2 separate regions of the Homo sapiens genome follow, and region 2 is linked to region 1. The links are chromatin loops, found by intact Hi-C in ENCODE. Cell type or tissue: A673. All regions are shown on one strand. Links, peaks and the distances in the headings refer to the core of each region. The heading gives the core; the rest is flanking DNA.

The links. Peaks named below come from ENCODE experiments on the same cell type or tissue, not always from the same donor. Only the 100,000 strongest peaks of a DNase experiment are listed, where the experiment ranks them.
Region 2: a loop joins it to region 1, with 2.8 times the contacts of the local background. A loop is called at or near these places in 2 of 110 quality-filtered maps.

What each region holds. Positions count from the first base shown.
Region 1 is chr4:108,830,449-108,839,197 of GRCh38, reverse strand. COL25A1 (collagen type XXV alpha 1 chain) reads left to right here. Exons shown (of 38, transcript NM_198721.4): 32 at 6,765-6,818. Among named protein-coding and RNA genes, the nearest start is that of ETNPPL, 72 kb to the right of the region's middle. In A673, for the core only: CTCF peaks have their summits at 4,220 and 5,947; DNase peaks (open chromatin) are centred at 4,207, 4,827 and 5,977; H3K27ac peaks cover 788 bases.
Region 2 is chr4:108,937,490-108,946,238 of GRCh38, reverse strand. COL25A1 (collagen type XXV alpha 1 chain) reads left to right here. Exons shown (of 38, transcript NM_198721.4): 9 at 4,802-4,873; 10 at 5,593-5,700; 11 at 8,396-8,431. Among named protein-coding and RNA genes, the nearest start is that of ETNPPL, 180 kb to the right of the region's middle. In A673, for the core only: no CTCF peak of the experiment used is centred there; a DNase peak (open chromatin) is centred at 5,418.

The DNA.
Region 1 (8,749 bases), core at 1,399-6,398:
GGGGCCCTGAACTCTTTATGTTTAACAAGCGCTACACTGACTTATATCATCAAGCAAGTTGAGTAAATACTGCCTAGGTTAAAAACCCCTTCTGCCATGTCAGTATAGCCTCTCCCCTTTCCCGCCCCCACCCAGCAAGACTCTATAGGGTATTTGTGTCTGAAATCATCTTTCTTTCACAAGCCCTTCAAGATTTTCTTGGCAAATTAATGTCTACGCTTAAAAGTTGAAAAGTATACAGGTCAGAACTTGATATCTAACATGCCGTTACTGATGGAAAATAGGTATACTGTATTCCTTGGTTTTTAAAAATGGAGTCAAGAATTTATCATTTACCGTGGCTTTTATAATGTCACGCTGAGTTAAATTCATACTTTCTTTATTCTAACACTGGGCAGATGGATAGTTAGTAAAACTACATCTAAGTTCTTTGATCTTCATATTTTCTCCTGGGATTGGTGATTTGTTGATTAGTCCATGTAGGGATCTGACTTGGCAAGGGCAGTGAATGAGGACTTGCTAAATGGCATTACTTCAAACATCAGCTGCTACGTTTTTAGTTCATTCCCTTGGGCAACATGCTTAAAGGCTTAAAATATCTGTCTATAACCCTGTCCTGCATATTCCAGTTTTCCATTCCAGCAGAGTGGGTTTTTTTTTCTACCGAATCTTCTTCAGCATCCTCCACTCGATTGTCTTTGAATTATTTGATCATAAAAATGTGGTATAACATGAATTTCCTTGAGATGGAACTGAAAAATTTAGGAATTCAACCATACATATTTTTATTGTAAGGAGCATACTTTCTTGGGAGTTTTGGTTTCTAGAATATTAATTGTTGATGTCAGTTTAGTAACTATTTTAACTTTAAAAATTAATGTTTCGTGCAAGACAAATCTAGCCTGACTCTGCTGTTTCCTAAAACTGGAATCTGCAACTATTTCAGAGACTGGCTCTCTTCTCTCACAGTTTAAACACCCATAATAGCAACCAAAATTGGCATTTGCTTTTGCATTTAGGGTGAACCAGGGTTAAATGGTGTTAAAGGATTGAAGGGTGAACCAGGTCAAAAGGGTGACAGAGGACCCCTTGGTCTTCCAGTAAGTAAAGAAAACTTTCCATTTTAGTGCAAATCTCAGATTTTTCTTTCTACCCTACATGATAACTCTGGTTTACTCAGCAGCTCGTACTGTTGAGGTTTCTGTAATTAGAAAACATATTATATTAGAGCAGAGCTCAGCCCAGTTTTGTTTTCTCTGATGTCTTCTCTTGTGTCAGAGGAAGACCCACAACAAACAATGCTATAAATGTCCTGTCATTCTTCAATTACATACATGCCAACCTTCCTCTTTTAGGGCTGACAATTCCTCTTCCATTGTCCCCTTCTTTTAAAAGTGTTGTGCTCATTATTTCATAGTTTCTCCCAAACACTTTTTATAATCTAGTGCAGTTTAAAATGCTTCCTCAACTGTTTTTTCTCCTTGGATACCAAAAACTGTAGCCCTCTGTTGGTGGCAGGTATGGAATTGGCCATTGTTGATGGAGTGAGGTCAATGCTGTGGCTCCTTACATTAATCAATCATATCATGTTCTACGTGTTTTATGTTGTTTGTTTTGAAAATTCCCTGTTATGAGGTTCTTGTGGCAATAGTGAGTCGTATAAAAGAAGTATTTTGCAGTTGTTTAGAGATTTTTATTTTTAATGAAGAAGGAATCTCCCCCAGGCTCTTCATTTTCTTTATGTCAGCCTTCTTTCCACAACAACTAAATGGAGATTTTTTTAAATTGTTATTAAATACGAGGCTTTAATTTCAAGCCTTTAATATGCTATCTATTTGGTGAATACAGATACAAATCAACAAAGAACAATATAGATTACATTAGTAAAATATGACATAAAATCAGTAACAGAATATAGTTTATACACAATTTGAAATGTGGGAGGAAAAAAAAGCTGATGACCACTTTTTCATTTTTGCCATGGTTATTATACTTCACGCTAGTTGATAGCAAGTGCCTTACATACATCCACCATATGATGGTCAATAGTTATTTATTTATTGAATGACTGATATAAACCTTGTATTAAAATATAGGTTTATTTTATTTATTTATTTTTGAGACAGAGTCTCTCTCTGTCACCCAGGCTGGAGTGCAGTGGTGCCAACTTGGCTCACCACAACCTCCATCTCCCAGGTTCAAGCAATTCTCGTGCCTCAGCCTCCTGAGTAGCTGGGACTACAGGTGCATGCCACCATGCCCAGCTAAGTTTTCTATTTTTAGTAGAGACAGGGTTTCGCCACGTTGGCCAGGCTGGTCTCAAACTCCTGACCTCAGGTGATCCACCCGCCTCGGCTTCACAAAGTGCTAGGATTAAAGGCATGAGCCACCAGCCCAGCCTAGAATATAGGTTTAATCACACCAGTTAGATCAATGGACCATAGGCATAAAACCTCTATAATATATGTGAGTCATTATTTCAGCATTCTAGGTAGATATAATATTATCAGTGTAAAATTATTACAGTTTCCCCATTTATTTTCTTTTTTCTTTGTTTGAGACAGTGTCTCACTCTGTCACCCAGGCTAGAGTCTAATGATACACTCACAGCTCACTGCAGCTTCAAAGTCCTGGGCTCAAGCGCTTTATTTTTAAAAATATTTTATAGAGATTGGGTCTCGCCATGTTTCCCACGCTGATCTCTAACTCATGGCCTCAAACAATCTTCCCGCCTCGGCCTCTAAAAGCTCTGGGATTATAGCTGTGAGCCACTATGCCTGGCCTACATTTGTTTTCAAATGTTATAATGTAACTGAAGAAGGTATCAAAAGGCAAAAGAAAGTTTGGATTTTCTATTTTATTTAAACTTTCAATCTGATTTATTTAAAGTCTGCCCTTTTTTAAAATTTAGGGCTATTGATAATTTTTATGCAACATTTAGCTAACAGCTGTACCTATGCTAGCCTTAAACAAATGAACAACAATATATATTTTTATTGTAATTATTGCTAACAAAAGACGTATGTAAGGCCGGGCACGGTGGCTCATGCCTGTAATCCCAGCACTTTGGGAGGCCGAGGTGGGCGGATCACCAGGTTAGGAGATCAAGACCATCCTGGCTAACATGGTGAAACCTGTCTCGATTAAAAATACAAAAAATTAGCCAGGCTTGGTGGTGGGTGCCTGTAGTCCCAGCTACTCGGGAGGCTGAGGCAGGAGAATGGCATAAACCCGAGAGGCAGAGGTTGCAGTGAACTGAGATCGCGCCACTGCACTCCAGCCCGGGCAACAGAGCGAGAGTCCGTCTCAAAAAAAAAAAAAAAAAAAAAAAAAAAAGACGTATGTAAGCCGGGCACTGTGGCTCACACCTGTAATCCCAGTACTTTGGGAGATGGAGGCAAGTGATCAGTGGAGATCAGGAGTTCGAGAACAGCCTGGCCAACATGATGAAACCCTGTCTCTACTAAAAACAAAAATTAGCCGGGTGCGATGGCGCATGCCTGTAATCCCAGCTACTCGGGAGGCTGAGGCAGGAGAATTGCTTGAACCTGGGAGGTGGAGGTTGCAGTGAGCCAAGATTGTGCCATTGCACTTCAGCCTGGGCAACAAGGGTGAAACTCCATCTCAAAAAAAAAAAGAATGTATGTATTTTGCAGTTATAGTATGGCTCATGGATTATACAGAAGAAATTTTAAAATAAAAACTCAAAATACTCAAAATGTATGTAGAATAACATCATTGGTAGAGTTTTCATCTGGAATAGATTTTTTTTTCCATTCTGTATTATTAACTGCATCTGAAGCATAAAATTGGGAAATAGTTCTGCAATCTTGACAATAGAATTTTTAGGGCCAGTGCATTTTCTTTCTTAAATACTCCTTGGTCTAACCAATATTTTTAAAGGACTATAAATAAATATTTGGGCTTTGAGACACAAAAACCATATTAAAGAAATAATTGTACTTATTCTTGAAACAAGCATTGAAAATGCCATTGTTTAATCATACGCTATTTATTTGTAGCCTAGAGTTCAAAGTGAAGAAAAGCATGCATTGTCTGAGAACATTCGATTTTTAAAGTTATTTCCCCCATCAGGCTTTGATGCAAAGATTATTTGAAGGAATTGAGAAACAATTTAGTTTGGAAGTTATTTTTTGCTTGGTCGCACACATTGTTTTCTGGCTTTTTCCCTTTCCTAGAAGTCCCTCTAGTGGAAAGTAGTGTGAACAGTAGGAACAACCCAGAAAACAATGAGTAATTATTGTTCATGTAAAATCCACTAAGAGTCATCCTAACATGTGAAAACCCTGTATTTGTTATTCATAAATACTGTTTTAACAAGTATAACCAGAGCTCTTTCTTCTCCTCTGAAATGCTAAATTTGATTGATTATTATAATGAGCGCTTTTTTAGGAAATTACCGTTCTTTTCTCTTCAGAACCTAAAGAAATATATGGTGAATAGCACAGTCTTTAGAAAATGAATTTCATATGGAAATTAGATAGAAGCCTGCAACTGTTATGAGTAACTACTTTGTAGCCCAGTTTATACACTTCATTAGCTTGATTTCTAAATAAGAACTTGTCAAATAGAAATGTCATTAAAATGCCATCATCTGTGGGGTGTTTGTCATGTGTTTTTTTTTTTTAACTAACAATTTGTAGCAATGTGATATTCATCCCAGAACCCTGTAACTGCGTATTATGTTGTTTGAAGTGTTACATTTGTTCATCGGTACCTCATACTAATCTCTGTTCTTGTCATTCGTGTTACACCCACCAACCCTGCTACCAACCAAATCACACAGGGAGCATCTGGCTTAGACGGAAAGCCAGGATCCCGGGTGAGTCAGTCCCTTGTCTTGCTCTGACATGTTTTGTGGCTGTGAATCATGTGCTTCAGCACAGACCCCTTTGCTCCATGTCCTCTCATCAAATGATGAGGGTGTACTTAGAGCTGGAGTAAAAGGGGAAGGTGGACAAAGATGGCGGCAAAAGGGGGAAAGGTGGACAGAGGACGGTTGCAACTCTGTCCGGAGAACAGCTAAACTGCCAGAATGTCTTTGTGAAGCTCGTGTTCAAGTCTGGATAATTTGCTAGGTGGGAAGAATGACCAGACTAATGGGCTTCATTGTCTTAGAATTCCACATGAATTTTTCCAGAACCAATAGACAGACATCCCCTACAATTCCATGAGAGCGGCCCTCTGAAGAGATTAAAATAATGTGAAATTATTGTAACTTGCTTTTCCTTTTAGACTGATGTCCATCAAATGTAACTTCTTCCTTGGCACTAACTTTCAATTTCTGTTCATAGAAATGACTTGTCTGTCTTCTGTCATTTTGTCTTTTTTTCTTTGGTTCTTAACAGCTCCAGCTCTTAAATTTCAGCTACAGATACTCAGTATTTAGAAGTCTTCTGAAGGTGAACTTTGAATTCAGGCAGTAAGAAAAATATCAGTTAAGCTGATGAGAATTCAGCAACATTAGAATGAATTTAAAACTCTGAATTCTTTCTTATCACAAAGCTCTCACAGAATAAACCAGAATAGTAGAACAGAAATGGGAATACTAAAGAAAAATCATGCTGGAATAGTTCCTACATTTGCAAATATTATAATCAATTTTTTATGAATCTAAGCATAGTCATACTGGAAATGAGCAAGTATACTTGAAGTCCTGGCTACAGTTTTAAGAATCTAAAAGAAATTCCCATCTTTTCAATTCTAAAAACTTGTTTCAGGCAATCATTATTTTCACTGGACCTCAGCGTTCTTACATTCATTCAAATATCACCTCTTCTACTGCAGAAATCCTAATCCTGAACTAACCAGGGGGACAAAGGGGAATTATACCTTTAAGTCATCTTGGCTGCCTGGTTTGTGAGTTGTAAGCCTAGTGACTGGCCACTGCCGCAGAATCTGTAAGAATGATTCCTTTCCTGTAAGCCCCTGCTGCCCCCAACAGAGCTGCAGGAAGTTTTTGGATTGAACAGTTACACACTGTTTTCATTTACTTAATAATTTTCTTCTACTTGTGTAACAGTTCAAGCCTCTTAAACAGCTGAAAACAAGAGTTCAGAGCACGCCCGGTTAAGGGTGGCAGTGGGTGTAGAGAAAGGGCTTGAGGAAGAGGTGACAGGAAGGAAAAACAATTACATTTTTCTTCTTAAGATTATGGGGCAAAGTGAAGATGCTTTATTTATTTATTTATTTATTTATTTATTATTTTTTGAGACGGAGTCTCGCTCTGTTGCCCAGGCTGGAGTGCAGTGGCACGATCTTGGCTCACTACAGTCTCAGCCTCCCGAGTAGGGGAATGCAGGCACCCGTCACCATGCCCAGCTAATTTTTGTGTTTTTAATAGAGACGGGGTTTCACCATGTTGGCCAGGCTGGCTGGCTTCAATCTCCTGACCTCAGGTGATCCACCCACCTCAGCCTCCCAAAGTGCTGGGATTACAGGCTTGAGCCACCGCACCCAGCCAGTGATGCTTTATTTAGTCAGAGGAAAAAGATATAATTAAATATGATATGCAGCTTTTCGTGTGTGCCTTTCATTGAAACATGCAGTTATATACTTCATCCTTTTTGCATGAGTTTCTTGAAAACCGCTGGCCTGAAATAATCAAGCATAAAGCACTTTGAAAGGAGATGAGTTGTCTTACTGATATTCTTAGGCACCATTCACCTAGGAAAAATCCAGGATAAATTATAACTGCTATTCTTGCAGCCCTTGTGATATATCTCATATTATCTTTTTTTTAGGGTACAGATGGTCCTATGGGACCCCATGGCCCTGCAGGTCCCAAAGGAGAAAGAGTAAGTTGTTGCTGAGGTTATTAAGCTTGTACTAAAGAAAACACAGAGCATGGCTTTTCCATATTAATTTAACTGTTCATTTTTCAGAAGAAATAAAGGGCTATCTAATATTAAATAAAAAGAGATACCATCCTAAGTTCTATTCAGAGTCCTAATATTGAGAGAAGAAAACCACAGAGCATAAAATAGAACACGGCTGCCTTAATAAAAACAATACATACATTTACATAGCTAAAATAAATAGCTCAGATGATTCTTCCTTCACCCATAAGGAAGATATTTTCATTTGGCCTTTATCCAGAAAGTCGAAGTCAATGGAGCTAAAATTTCCGGAGTATGTATTCTGGTTGATAATCTTTTATATAAAGCTACTGTACTCATTCAGAGCAGGTTATAACTTTTTTCCAAAGGAAATAATGAAACCTAAGTATTCTTTTCTGCACAGTTACAAATGCTCCCCCTTTTTTAAAGCTAAAGGATAGGCTGTTTTTCTTTAACCATAAGGAAATAATTTCAGTGCATTATAAAATGAAAACCTTTCACTAACCTCTCTATTGCTAGGCCATGTTTCCATATCTTTTGGGGGAAAAAAGACATTCAGAATGGAAGATAAATGGTCATCTGTCTGGAACTTTCTTCTCTCTTCTCCCTCTCATGCATGCGCTCTCTCTCTCTCTCTCTCTCTCTCTCTCCCCCTCTCTCTCTTTCTGTTTTTCTCCCACTATTTCTTTTCCTCACCTTGGAAATCTTAGAATTATTTTTGTGTGTCTGAGTGGAATTATGTCATCAATTTCCCTACCATCCAGGAGAGGATATAAAGAAAGTATTTTAATAGTGAAGTCTTCAAAATGTCGGAATGATTCACTGTGCAAGTTTGTGGTCTTTTAAAAACTAGATAGATTTTCATCAGTCTGAGATAATTTGCTTTAAAAAAAGAGGGCCAGTAGTCATTTCTTTAACATACCTTCCAATTCCATAATTCTGTGTTCTGTAGAGTGATCTCATTCATTCAGGAAATATTTACCAAATGCTACTATGTGCAAAGCATGGTATTACTAGTGTGAAATGGAAACTCTCCTCCCACTTAGGTAAAGCCTATTTTGCTAATTTGCTTCAGTACATTGAATAATACCATTATAATTGATTAATTATCTCTTGGTCTTTTATTAATATTTTTATTAATATTTATTAATATATACTGAATGCTGCAAAAAAAACAGCTATTCTTCCTGACCTAGAAGAGTTTACAATCTAATTGCAGAGAAAAAAAAATGCATGAAGGAAATAACCAGAGAATGAGGCCAAAATAATACAAATAGTACAAGCTGTACAGTGATGAAGATTGGCTTTATCCAAGAATGCTTGTAGAAAGAGATGAGTTCTAAGGGAACATGTAATCTGAATGTGCAATTGTCATATTTCTAAGATCAAACCAATGACTTCTGAAGATCATCTTAATTAAAAATATTTAAAAGCTAAAAGCCTCAACGCTGCTGATGCAGATTGGCTTTCAAGCATTGTATGAAGAAACCCAGCCCATGTACTAAAAATGGAGCAGCAAATCTCAGGCAGTGTTTTGGCAGAATGCCCTGGGGCTCAAGAGGGTTTACCGTGTGGTAAATCAGCTGCTACTTCCGATAGCTCCACAATGTCACAAGAGTATCAGGTCTCAGTGCTGGAGCAGAATTAACCAGAAGAGCAAATGAAATTGCTAAGAATTTTGAAGGCATAGTTTCAGTCAAATGGTGTGCAGCGTAAAGTGTTACTCTTGTATTTACTCAGCATGTTAACTATCTTAACTGGATCATATATCAGTACTCTCCAAGTGCCCCTCACTGGAAGTGCTAAACTGGAGTGTGATTCTCAGAGTTAATTGATAGAGGCGCCATCTGGACTCTCCTGAAAAAGTTTCAAATTTTAAAGAAGTCAGA
Region 2 (8,749 bases), core at 2,423-7,422, 110 kb before region 1:
TTCAATATCCCTTTGGGGTAGGCTTGCATTGTTTCTTCTAGATGGTAATGAAGGGGGAGATATAGCCTTTCCTGTAATGATGTCAAAATATTCATTGTGAGATGGTTGCCTACTTCACAGAATGTCATGAAGATTCATGAAGCTGTCTGAGGCTTTATGCTCTCAGGAGGGAAAAAAATAAGTTTTATATATATGGTAGTTTCACAGCTCTTATACATCCGATTTCTTAAGAATTCAAAGTATTTGGGTGTGAAAATATGTACAAATTATTTCAGGCCAGGTGCAGTGGCTCACACCTATAATCCCAGCACTTTGGGAGGCTGAGGTGGGCGGATCACTTGAGGTCAGGAGTTCGAGACCAGCCTGGGCAACATGGTGAAACCCCATTTCTACTAAAAATACAAAAAATAGCTGGGCATGGTGGTGCATGCCTGTAGTCCCAGCCTACTGGGGAGGCTGAGGCAGGAGAATTGCTTGAACCCGGAAGGCAGAGGTTGCAGTGAGCCGAGATCGCGCCACTACACTCCAGCCTGGGTGAAGAGCCAGACTCCATCTCAAAAAACAACAACAATAACAAAAATTATTTCAATATTCAGCTTATTCCTGGATGTTTTCTCCATATTTTTCTGGAGGCACATTTGTTTTTCCACACCCACTCAAACCATCTGTGTACCAGGCAAATTTTCTAAGATGCAAAACCAAGTAAAATATGTCCATTCTATTTGTTTAGAAAGGATTATGACTAATGATACTGTGGGAAAAAATGGTATGGTTAATAAAAATTATATCCTCTGTATGAGCAGCTAGAGAAGCCTAGCAGGTATGGCCACACAAAGCCATAAGGTGTCAACACCTGTACTGAAGATAGGTGTCAACACCTGTACTTTACAAACCAACCCTCCAAAGAACTCGTGCAAGAAGCAGAGTCAGTGTCTACCTAGGATCTGGAGGCAGCCCCTGTGAAATGGGATTTTTTTTACCACCATCAAATGGTGAAAATTTTTAAAACATATTCAATTTTGAATGCTAAAACCCTATAATATATATCGATGTTTGCTTTACATAATAATGTTTAAATTTATTTGCCATTAATTAAATATACTTTTTAGGAAGATGTACCATATTTATTATTGCTTTGAAACACTCTGTAGGATGCTGGCATATACTCTGAGGGTTACTTTTACCCCAGTTTGAAAAGCACAGGGTCCTAGCACATTGCAGCCCAAATCATGGGATTTTTGTTAGAATATAAGAAACTCTGTCCACATGTCCCCTTTTTACTTTGCTACACGTAAACTCCTGAAAAATTCCTTGCCTAGCATGCTAATGATATCTTTAAAATGTAGCACTAAACACCTAATTGGTAGCATTTTCACAGTCAAGATGATTGAGGAATATAAATCAGCTTCCTCAAATAGAGATTATTCTGTTTGAGGAAAAAGGTCTTTCTGAGGTGAGAATTACCTATCCAATTCTCTCTTTAGATCTCATTAAAATTAGAACCCAAACTAAGGAGTTATAAAACTTAAGGCTTTTTTTTTTGTGAGCATTTTGAAAATACGATCAAATAGAAAGCTGGTCATGCTCAGAGATGAGTACAAGAAGTGACTTATTTACACATTCAAATTTCAAAATATTTTTAAGTCCTACCATGTGTGCTGCTAAAAGGTTTTTAATTTAAAATTATTTTGTTAGATAATCCTGTTTCAAGTGACATTATGATTTATCGCCACTAATCAAGATTCTGATCCCTCATAGACTTCTTGTTTGTATCTGTTTTTGTTCTTTGTTACATAAATATGAGGTTTATATATAAAATTCTGACTGTGTAATATAGGGCTAATGAGTCACAGATGGAAAGATGCTGGCACATTACCATCTAATAACATTTTAAACTCATATTCCATAGTAAAACAAAAGCAAATTGTATACATCTGTTTTCAAACTTGTAGCATTTCTGAATTTATGCAGAATCTATATTTAAAGGACTTGTATTTAGAGAGAAGAAAAAGAGGACATAGGTCACCTCAAAACTACGCAGCCACTTAATAGCCTTATCAGAACGGATTTGGCAAAAGAGATAAGATTTTCTCTGTTTTGCTTCCTGAGAAGTTGTAGTACCGAAGACTGAGAGTCAAAGGCATTAGAGCTGAAGAAATGTCTTCAGACTACAAACTAATTTTACTGCCTTTCTTAAAATGAAAAACATATCTCTAATATGAGGAATGTGGGGGTGAAATATTCATGAAACTAATAAAATTAAAAATGTAGAAAATGTAGAAATTTCCTGGGCTTTCCTAAAAATATCCACAAGATAAATTTGGGTGGGAAGAGGGAGAGCCTAGGCCATGTATTGCTGTGGTTGTTGTTTATTTTATTTATATGGTAAACATGTTCTGTGTTTTTTTTTTTTTGAAAAAAAGGAATAAAAGGCTTTAGTTTCACATGTTGTTAGAAAAGAAATAGAACAAAGCCAAAATTTCTCTCTCAGACTTACCCAATTGATAACGCCTGGGAGGAGGAGTTAGTACAAGTTATTGAAGAACGAGTGTCTAAAACATCTCTCCCTGTTCTCCTTGGATAAGGAATTCAAAACCGCTTTTCTGCATTAAGGGGTTGTGTGAACTGTCAAGTTCTTTTGGAAAAGTTATGTGACAGAAGTGATTACTGCAGAGTGTGACCATAAATCCCCCTGACATGAAATACACATGTTGTAAGAGACAGATTTTCATCCACCACCTCTGCATGAATTCCTGAAACAGGAGAGATCTGAGATTCATCATATGATTGGAGAGAGAAATTTTGATATGTGGGTGGCAAGACTATATTTTGTGAGGTGTGCTGTGTTTATTCTGGGGAATAAGTATGATCTGATGGCAAAATTTTGTTCCCTGTTGTTGTCCAAAAAAGAATTAATACACGTATTGTATGTCCTGAGTTGTAAACAGAATGTCAATTGAGGGAAATTACAGTGTGGTTTTCGTAACAGTGTCTATAGTTATCTCCATTTTGTACTAACATTTTGTAATTAAGATGTTGTAATTTTGTAAGTAAGATTCCAGAAATGCTTCGTGTAGCAAACTCTTTACACCGTGTAGACACAGATCCCATTGTACCTGCCCCAGGCTCAGTGACAATGAGCTCTCAGTTTCCCTATTCCATGCTTTAAGAAATTATTGGTTTGACTGGGCATGGTGGTTCACGCCTGTAATCCCAGCACTTTGGGAGGCCGAGGCAGTCAGATCCCTTGAGGTCAGGAGTTTGAGACCAGCCTGGCCAACATAGTGAAACCCAGTCTCTACTACAAATACAAAAATTAGCTGGGCGTGGTGGTGCACACCTGTAATCCCAGCTACTGGGCAGGCTGAGACAGAGAATCACTTGAACCCTGGAGGCAGAGGCTTCAGTGAGCTGAGATTGTAACCACTGCACTGCGGCCTGGGTGACAGAGCAAGACTCCATCTCAAAAAAAAAAAAAAAAAAAAAAAAGTCCAGATGTGGTGGCTCATGCCTGTAATCCCAGTACTTTGGGAGGCTAAGGCCGGTGGATCACCTGAGGTCAGGAGTTTGAGATCAGCCTGGCCAACATGGTGAAACTGAAAACCCATCTCTACTAAAAATACAAAACTTAGCTGGGCGTGGTGGCACATGGCTGTAATCCCAGCTACTAGGGAGGCTGAGGCAGGAGAATTGCCTGAACCTGGGAGGTGGAGGTTGCAGTGAGCCTAGATCAGGCCACTGCACTCCAGCCTGAGCAACAGAGTGAGACTTCATCTTAAAAAGAAAAAAAAAAAAGGTTTATTTTGGGGCCTTATGTGTCTAATTTTGTTTATGGTATGTCAGATGAGGCAAGACTTCTAAGTCCCAGGAAAGGGAGGTGCTAGGTATGTGCTTGTTTTGTTTGTCCCCTAGTGAAATGTCTGTGTGACGTTTTATGTCGTGTTGTTTTGGTGCTGTGCTATGTCCATAGGGCCTGCCAGGCTTCCCCACAGTTGCTGCCCTGCACAGTAATCAGATCCTCACCGTCAAGGTTTGTGGTTGTCACTCATGCCTGCACAGTCAGAAATGCAATCAGCATAAGCGTGAGCAGGAACCATTCAATTGGCTTGCCGAGCCCGTTGGCTTCCTCTCATGGTATATATCAAGTTACTGGGCACTTGGGACCCCACTTGCATCATTGAGGTCAAATATCTATTAAGAGGGTGTATCCTGAGCATACTTGAGAGGATATTGACATCAAACAGGTACTGTGAACAGAGGTGGGCATAGCAATCTAGAACCATGCCACGCCTTGATGGCTTAATTTACAAGCATTCTAATGCTCTGTAATATTTTTCCAGTCAATTAAATAATCCTAAGTACTCTCTCTGGACTTCAGGCGTCAATAAAATGGCAGTTGAGTTCACGCCACATTATGCTGGTTGACAAGTCTGACGGAAATGGAACTGGCATTTTGTCTCTAGACTTTCTGCTCAGACTGAAGAATGCAGGGGTGCACTTGCTTACCTGTTTCTGGGAATAAACTACATTAAAAAGGTCCAACATCCACAGTGAAATGATGAGGCACAAAAAATATTCATTACTACTGAAGTTCTGGTCTCAGCATCCCATTTCAGGATTATATTTCTTTCAAGAAGAGCCAGTGGGTCTAATGTTAGACATAAGTGCCAGTTCTATTTTGTTTAATAATCATTATAAGTCTAATGTGGATATCTTTATTTCTTTCTTGGGGCCTTCTGATGTCTATTCTTCAACTCTCTCATCTCTGAACTTCAACCTTTGACCTCAACTGACTGATCAGATGGTGTTTCCTAAAATCAATCATGGGTTTCTCTCTGCTGATCAGCAGCTCATTAAACGCCGCCTGATTAAGGTAGTGCTTATTCTTGCTGAAGTCTGATTTCTTCTTTACATCAGTTATTGCTCTGTGTACCTATTGCTTTACGATTTATCTCTTATGGGTGGGGTGTGGGTGGTATGTGGGCATTTATTTGGAAATATCCTCAAACAAAATTAAGTTTAGTGAGCTGCATTTGTTTGAAATGTTAGATAAATTACCAAAAAAGATATTAAAAGCCTATCTAATTTTTTCTTAATTAAAAAATTATAAATTGTAACTACTAACAGATCCAGTTTCTAAGCTCTCTAGATTTGGTAATTTATAAATTATTAGGCAATATGATGGGAGCCTCATATGCTTAATTTAAAGTAAACACATTTGTCTAACTATAAATGCAGCCATTTTATTAAATGAGGTGAATGTAACTGATGCAGTGTTGTTATGGATAAAGTAATGCACACGTTTTATACCAGCTCTGACTATAGTGGTAACATACACACTATTTCCAAGAACTGGAAGTGCTGGTTCCTGAACTGCTTTGATTTTAATAGCATCTACTCAGTCACCCAGCATGAATATTTATTTGCTCCCTGCTGGGAAGCAAATTGCCTACAGGCTTTATATTTGTGGTTGTTCTGGTTCTTTTCATAGTGTAAATGTGAATTAGATAATACAAATTTAAGGTGCTGAAAAGAAGACCTGGGTCTTTATCTTTCATGGTTATTGCTGGTCTGTTCCCTTCTCCATCACAGGGTGACCAAGGACAGGCAGGGCCTCCAGGACCCCCTGGCCCTCCAGGCCCAAGAGGGCCACCTGGGGACACAGGGAAAGATGGCCCCCGTGGAATGCCAGGAGTACCCGTGAGTCGCTTTTTGGATCACTTATTCTCACACGTTTTGCTTCATGTTAAGGGCTGAGAACTAGGGTGGAGTAGGGTGGTGAGGGGCATCAGGTCAGGGGGTCAAGTGAGTGGAGTGGGTTGAGGGAAGTGGGATGATGAGTGGAGTAGGTTGAGGGAAGTGAGATGATGGGAAAGTCCCCAAGCAGCACAGGGCACTCCCAGCTGCATTCCTCTTTACCACTGAATACACTGGGAATCCAAGCAAACCACAAGAGACACCTGGAGGCAGCCACTAAACTGTTTTTGAGGTAAGCCTCAAGAAGTCTTTGATTGGAGTTGCCCATTCCCAGGTGTATCCTCACTGCCGTAGTGTGCACCGGGGCCTTTGGTTTAAATGGGAGATTAGTCTGAAAAACTAAGTAGGAGTCTAATAACATTTTCCAAAGTTTCAATAGCAGACCAATAAAGTCCTATACTATTTATGGAAAGTAGAGGAAGTAAAATATTCTAATATTTAATCCCTTATAAATAACGTGAACCCCCAAAATTGCTAATAACCGTAAAATGAATGGCTAAAACATCAGTGGGTATGGTTTAAATATCATTTGTCTTTTGTATGTAAGGCTTATTCATAGAAATAATTTAAAAGTAATCTCAATACTTGGCTACTAAGATTGGTCAAGTGTCAATGATATAGTAGTAAAAGGCAGAAGATAAATGGTTTGATTTCATAGAGGCAACCCAGCAATTAAAAGAAATATATGGAAAAGGTCAAAAATTTTAGATTTATTTTATGACTTTAGGACTAGAAATTAAGGTTTATTACTGGATTAAATTATTTATTCAATGTATTTATTTAACAAATTATTTTCATAGTATTTTTGTAGTACATAATAATAATGAAAATATTTATCCACGAAGCAGAAACTTTTGAAAATAAAACCAAAAAGAAAAAAATATTTTTTTCTTTTACCATACTCATTAATGTTTACAATATTTACAATACTCATTAATGTTTTGGTATATTTTCTTTCATTTTTATATGCATATATTTATGCATTTTTAAAAGAATGACTCTTTATGAGAATATAGCGTACTTTAAAACTTCTGAGACAGCCTCATAAGCCCATATCCCTTTCTGAAAGCTGCTGTGAATTTGCTGATATAAAATGAGGAATTGTCTTTCAACATATGATTTGCTAGTTGTTAGGACTGCTTTCACTCAACCTTCAAAGACAGTGGTTGAATTCTGTAACTGTCTTCTAATGCCTTGCTTTTTCTCATGATGATATTCCAAAAGGTAGAGAGATCCACAGCTTTAGGGATATTTAAAGCTCTCCCATTGATTGCTGGTTGCCAACAGAAATACAGTGAGTGTCTCTTCAAAAAGTAGTTAAAACCATTTTGATGGTACATTAGTCAGATCATTGAGCATTATATGCTATACTATACTGAAATTCAAGATAGAAATTACTTTTTAAAAACAAAATTAAAGGTAAAGTATGACAAACCACACAATCCAAAATTATATCATTCTTTAAATGAATATAGTTTATTTATGTAAGTAAGAAATGGAGCTTTCTACACATAGGACAAATTAACTTGTTTTAAAATTTTCAGAAATATAACTTGAACTGTATATGGTCTCAGAGTTTATTTATATATACTATGATGACTGCTAGAAAAAGATTTTTTTTTTTTGAGACGGAGTCTCGCTCTGTCACCCAGGCTGGAGAGCAGTGGTGTGATCTCCGCTCACTGCAACCTCTGCCTCCCGGGTTCACACCATTCTCCTGTCTCAGCCTTCTGAGTAGCTGGGACTACAGGTGCCCACCACCATGCCTGGCTAATTTTTTTGTATTTTTAGTAGAGACAGGGTTTCACCATGTTAGCCAAGATGGTCTCGATCTCCTGACCTCGTGATCTGCCCACCTCGGCCTCCCAAAGTGGAAAAAGATTTTTTTGTGTGCAATGAGGTCTTTGCTGTGTTGCCCAAGCTGTAGTGCAGTGGCTATTCACAGACGCCGTCATAGCACATCATAGCCTTAAAGACCTGGGCTCACACAGTCCTCCTGCCTCAGCCTCCCAAATAGCTGAGATTACAGGCATGTGTCATCATACCTTGCTAGAAGAAGACTATAAAAATAAACTGTGAAATACTTATTTTGAAAGACCAGCAATATCTATATTTATTGGCAATTTAAGACAAAAATATTTTTAGCCAATGACTGTCATTATAATGACAATAAAATATAATTCTATATCAATCTGAATATAAGAAAATGATAATGTCATGATATAGTGTAATTTTCTCTATCAAATTTAATGAAACATGTTACTTCAGCCGTCATTAATCCAGGAAGACCAAAATTTAACATCAGTCTCTGCTCATTTTATTAAACACCTGCACTAAGAGCAATTGTCTCTCTGTCCTATGTATGAAAGTTCTGAGTTCTCATAAAGACACCATGTCATTATCTTTATGTCATCCTAAAGAAGACATGATAATCTAGACTAATTTTATTAAACCCTAAATTTGTAAAGTTTATTTGTAGAAGGGAAATTAGCTCTCTTTTAATGTGCTACATTCCTCTATTTAACCTGAAGAAATATATTTGACATTTACATGCCCCAGTCAAAGAAGAAAAAATGATTGAAGGGTTTTTTTTTAAATACTTACAGCGTTACTAAAATTATCACTATTCTTTTTTAAGGGTGAACCAGGAAAGCCAGGAGAACAAGGCTTGATGGCAAGTATCTCAGTTTATCTTTTTCTATACTAAGCCTGGTTGTTTACAACTATGGTCAAGATTATGTGTGATGAATGTATCTGTCATATGACAGACTATAATAAAAAAGTGAAAATTAGTAAAAGTTAAAAGTAATATGGCCTACTACATGCTAATGGTCATAAGACTACATATCTACATTGCTGTTGCAGGAGAAAAAGAAAGAGATTCCAGGTGTGGGGAGCGACAGAGATGCTGCAGGTCAAAGGAGAGAATTAATTAAGTGACTCTGCTGTAAGAGAGATTAAATTTAGGGGCATGCCTATTAGCTTAAATAGA